Linked DNA regions of Homo sapiens: region 1 is linked to region 2. A link is a loop called in an ENCODE intact Hi-C map of the cell type or tissue named here. Cell type or tissue: gastrocnemius medialis. All regions are shown on one strand.

Region 1 (2,500 bases), 140 kb before region 2:
ATGCAAATTAGATTTCAGAGCTAACCAAGGGACTTGGGGTGGAGAGGAGTCACATTTAAGTGCCAGTGCCTTTAATTTGGGGGAGAAATGCAGAGCCAGTAGCTGCTAGATGTCAGTGACTGGGAAGGGCACACAGCAGGTTAGGCTGATGCTGTAAGCATGGATACAGCTTTTAACATGAGGGTGCAAGAGGAAGATTCTGGAACTGGAAAAGGAATGCAGAGGATGCCAGTTCTGCTTTTTAGACTCATTTTTGATGGGAGGAATTATACCTGCATACTGGGGTTACTGTGGAAATTAAATAACCTGAGTTAACCCCCTATGGTAGTGCTTGGCATATAGAAAGGGCTCACAAAATGAGAGCAATCAAATGTTCTGATTTGCTTAGGAAAAGATGTTGTCCCAGCACAGTTATGGTTAAGTTCCTCTTGTTACTCAAAGTGTTCAGGTTTGGGTGATTAATTATATGTTCACCCTATTAACAAATGACTGCTTTTTAATTACTTCCTGGAACCCTCACCTCACAGTGGACATACCAAGAGCACCCAGTGGGTGAGAGGACTCAGAGGCCCCCTGGAAGAATCTTTCACAGGCTGGAGGGTTATTCTTCTAAAGGAATGTTAGCCTGGTGTCTCAGCATAAACTTGAATCTATGACACATACTACCATCTGAATGTTTGTGTACCTCTACCGCCCCATTTAAATGTTGCAAATGTTGAAATCCTGACCCTTGTGGTGATGGGGTTAGGAGGTGGGGCCTTTGGGAGGTAATTCGGTCATGAGAGTGGAGCCCTCATGAATGGGATTAGTGCCCTCACAAAAGAAACCCAAAAGAGGTACCTAGCTCTAGGTACCTCTTCCTAGAAAGTGCCATCTGTGAACCAGGAAAGGGAGAGGCCTTGGTCTTGGATTTCCCAGCCTCTAAAACAGGGAAATAAATTTCTGTGGTTTCTAAGCCACCTGGATTATGGTATTTTATTATAGCAGCCTGAAGGTACTCAGACAGCATGCAAGGTCCTTCCCAACCAACCTTTGCCTTTGCATCTCCACCATATGCACCAGTCACACTCCATTCCCTTTTATGCTTCCAGCCTTTTTGCATGCTGGAAGGTCTGTTTATCCAGAATGTCTGTTTATCTGGAATGTCTTTCTCCTCCCTTCCTTATCAAAGTCCAGCTCAAAGCCTTCCCCTATCATTAAAGTCCACCCCAACCCCTAGTGTCAGAGTAGTTACACAGGTGAACTGGAAGCATTTAAGACTCCTTTCCCAAATATAGCCTTGTGGCTGTGTTTAGCCCTGGCTAAATACTAACAATTCTCCTGAGGCAGCCCTGTAGCCATCCTAACAAGAAGTTTGGAGCCAGGCCTGCCTGACTTTGGGTCATCAACAGCCTTCCACTGAGCCTGAAGCAACTGGCCAGTGCAGTTGACCACTGGACACAGCCAAAGACATTCTTCTTTGGTGAGCCAGCCCACATCTGCCAACATTCCACCAAATTAAAAGCAGACCAAGAACCCCCAAGTATTTTGACAAGTCTGGAGCTGCTATTACTTCAACCGAGGCAAGTACAATGGCAAGAGAGAAAGGTATGGGCAATGATGAAATGTCTAAAAGGGATCATTGGCCTGCCCTCCAGCCAGCCATCTCCAGGGCTGCAGAATCCTTTCTTTACATATAGATTTTTCTCTGGGCTCCAGGGACAGAGTCAGCCCTTTCACTTAGCTCCTACTTCCAAAATTGCCATTAACAAGACTGAAATGCCAGTTTATCTACTTTCCCCCAGAAAGTGTTGCATGTCTATAGACACAGCTAGGATGTGCTCATCTTGGGACAGTTATAGTCTCTGAGTTTGTTCGTTTATTTTTTAACAAGACAACTGGCCACCCTTAATTAAATAGATATGTGATTTGTTTTCAAGCCACCTCATCTGAGAAGGACACCGCAGTGTTATTTGTAGTTTTTGCCTCGGTTGTGTGATGGGGGTGTGTCTCCATCTCTCCCCAGCCTAATGGGATTGGATAAAGTATGTGGATTTCATGTTCTGACTTTTAAAAAAAATTTAATTTGAAACACTTGAAATATTCAAATATTTTTGAAATATTTTAGAATTAAATATTATTTTGAAAGGAAAATAATTAATTCTCCTTTGCAAGACAGAAAAGTTTTTCCTGTTTTATTTCCCTACACCTACCAAAACAATGTCTTGGTGAAAAGGAGGACCTCCTGAGGTCAAGCAATTCTGTTTAGAAATAATTGGAAGTCGTGATAAAACATACCCTGAATTGGTTGGGCACAGTGGCTCACGCCTGTAGTCCCAGCACTTTGGGAGGCAGAGGCAGGCGGATCACTTGAGGTCAGGAGTTCCAGACCAGGCTGGCCAACACGGCAAAACCCCGTCTCTACCAAAAATATGAAAATTAGCCAGGCGTGGTGGTGCATGCCTATAATCCTAGCTACTCGGGAGGCTGAAGCAGGAGAATTGCTTGAACTCGGGAGGCA
Region 2 (2,500 bases):
CCGTGTCCTGTTCTTTCAATTCACATACCCTTTCTTGCCAGTGGTCCCCATATTACCAGGTATCAGCAGTCAGGAAGGGACTTAGACTTGAGAGTGGCCAGCTGGAGAGGAGATGCTAGGTTGCCCCACACTTGATTGCCTCTAGGTTCAGATACAGATGCAACTATCTTGGAACTATGCCAAATTCTCCCTCCCCACAACATCTGTTATCACAAGAATCCTAAAATGTAGAACTTTTATCCCTATTCAAGACAGGGCACCCAAAGTTCAGAGACTTTAAATACCTTGTCCAATGTCACATGGTGCCTAAGTGGCAGATTCAAGTTTGGACCCCAGTGTTATCTGATTATTGAGTGAGCTTTCGAAAATGCACAAATGGGCTGAGCGCGGTGGCTCATGCCTGTAATCCCAGTGCTTCGGGAGGCTGAGGTGGGTGGATCACCTGAAGTCAGGAATTTGAGACCAGCCTGACTAGCATAGTGAAACCCCGTCTCTACTAAAAATACAAAAATTAGCTGGGGATCGTGGCGTGTGGCTGTAGTCCCAGATACTCAGGAGCTGAGACAGGAGAATTGCTTGAACTTGGGAGACAGAGGCTGCAGTGAGCCAAGATTGCGCCACTGCACTCTAGCCTGGGAGACAAAGCGAGATTCTGTCTAAAAAAAAAAAAGAAATGCACAAATGTAGTTATTCAGTAAACATCCTCGTTTAGGTCTATAATCCTGCCAAGGACTGAGTGGGAGTTGAACAAGAAACAGAATGATTTCTTTTTTCCTGTGCTGGTGATAACAACCTCCCTGGTTTTGTGTTGGTTAGTGGGAGACAGTCGAGGAAGAGGGGATGGGAAAGACCAAAAAAGCCAGTGAACAAAAGAGATAAAGGAGAGTGGGAATGAGTTGGTGCTAGGGGTGGCAGAGCTGAGTGGCACTGGCATTTTCACGGTGCTGGCAGTGGCAGTGATGGTAGCAGTCCTGGTGCTGTTAGTGGTGGCCGTTTGTCTGCTGCTAGCACTTAAAGGTAGGTGAGCAGATATGAAGTTGCTCAAAGTGTAACATTGCTTCTCCCTAGTTGGTCATTCCTGCTCACCTCTTTTAATCTATGATGAACTTCATTCTGTAGTGAAGGTGAATGCTTCTTTCTGCCCCAGCAAACCCCAGACAGCTCAGCCAGGCTGCAAGTCTTGGCGGGGACACAGACACCTGTCTTTTCCCTGTGAGTTAAGTCACACTCTGGCTACAGACTCATATCTCCTGAGTTTTGTTCTGGGACTGTGCCGATGAGTACTGGCCCACCTCAGCTTGACAATAAGTCTGGGATCTAGAAGACCTGGTTTGAGATTCTAGTTCCACAGCTTTCTTCTGTCTGGGTGATTCTGGCCAAGTTCCTTAACCTTGATATGCCTCATCTCTTTTAGAGATGTTTCTTCATCTCTAAAACAAGGGGAAATAATGCTACCTCACATGGGAGGAATGTGGATAATTGAGCTAACTATCTAAAACATGGCAGGTGCTTAAAATATGGTATCTATGCTATTAGCTATAAACACTCAACATGGAGTCAATGCATCCTCCTACTTGGGGAAGCTGATGAGAAAACAGGTGAGAATCAAAGTGTATTTTTTAATTGATCAGAACAGATTTTCCACAAAGAAACTCCGTTTTAAACTCGTGTAAATAGTCCTGTTTCTTATAAATGAAGTGTTGATTTTTGAGACGGCAAGGGCAAGATGTGCTCTCAACCACTTACCATCTGGTGTAAAACAAAACAAACTACAACCAAACAATTGGTGTTGGCCTGGGTGACTCTGATCTGAGGTGTCTGCCCACAGCCTGATCAAGGCCTGGATGAACACTTCAAAAATCCATAGATTCAACGTGACTTCCTCTTAAGAGGAGCCCGTCAACCTAATGAGTCATGTTAAAATAATTCCCGATTGTAAAAATGCTCATAAACGTTATTCTAAATAGCTCATGTGCCATTAGATTTAGTGGTGTCACTGAAATTTTATTCTGTTCTTCCTTTTATCATAAATATTTGTGTTTATTTTAACATAATTTATACAGAATCAAGGCTTAAATTATGTTTTTAAAGGAGATGGGGGAACAATTGATCAATCTGTGGATCGCCCCATTTCTATTTACAGACCGTCTCACAAAGTTTCTAGATCTAGAACTCCATGAGAACAAAAATATGAAAATATCTACATGATTAGAAGTAAAAAACAACATATTTAAGTGAGACATTTTATTATAAAATGCTCGACACCAGTAAATATTCAAAAGGAGCTAATCAGTAAATATTAGCTCCTTTTGAATATTTACTGGTGTCTTGTCTTTCTCTTTTTCTTTTTTTTGAGACAGGGTCTCACTCTGTCCTCTAGGCTGGAGCGCAGTGGCGCAGTCACGGCTCACTGCATCCTCTGCCTCCTGGGCTCAAGTGGTCCTCCCTGTTCAGCCTCCCAAGTAGCTGGGACCACAAGCATGTGCCAACACACCCAGCT

Evidence for each region. Hi-C counts contacts between places; a loop is a spot of excess contacts. Peaks named below come from ENCODE experiments on the same cell type or tissue, not always from the same donor. Only the 100,000 strongest peaks of a DNase experiment are listed, where the experiment ranks them.
Region 1: it touches region 2 in a loop (2.4-fold over the local background); 3 of 110 quality-filtered maps call a loop at or near these places.

What each region holds. Positions count from the first base shown.
Region 1 is chr13:40,548,542-40,551,041 of GRCh38, reverse strand. No RefSeq gene overlaps it. Among named protein-coding and RNA genes, the nearest start is that of LINC00598, 69 kb to the right of the region's middle. In gastrocnemius medialis, no CTCF peak of the experiment used is centred here; a DNase peak (open chromatin) is centred at 1,411; H3K27ac peaks cover 2,298 bases.
Region 2 is chr13:40,408,171-40,410,670 of GRCh38, reverse strand. The region is part of intron 6 of LINC00598 (long intergenic non-protein coding RNA 598); the gene reads left to right. Among named protein-coding and RNA genes, the nearest start is that of LINC00598, 72 kb to the left of the region's middle. In gastrocnemius medialis, no CTCF peak of the experiment used is centred here; DNase peaks (open chromatin) are centred at 590 and 1,200; H3K27ac peaks cover 1,408 bases.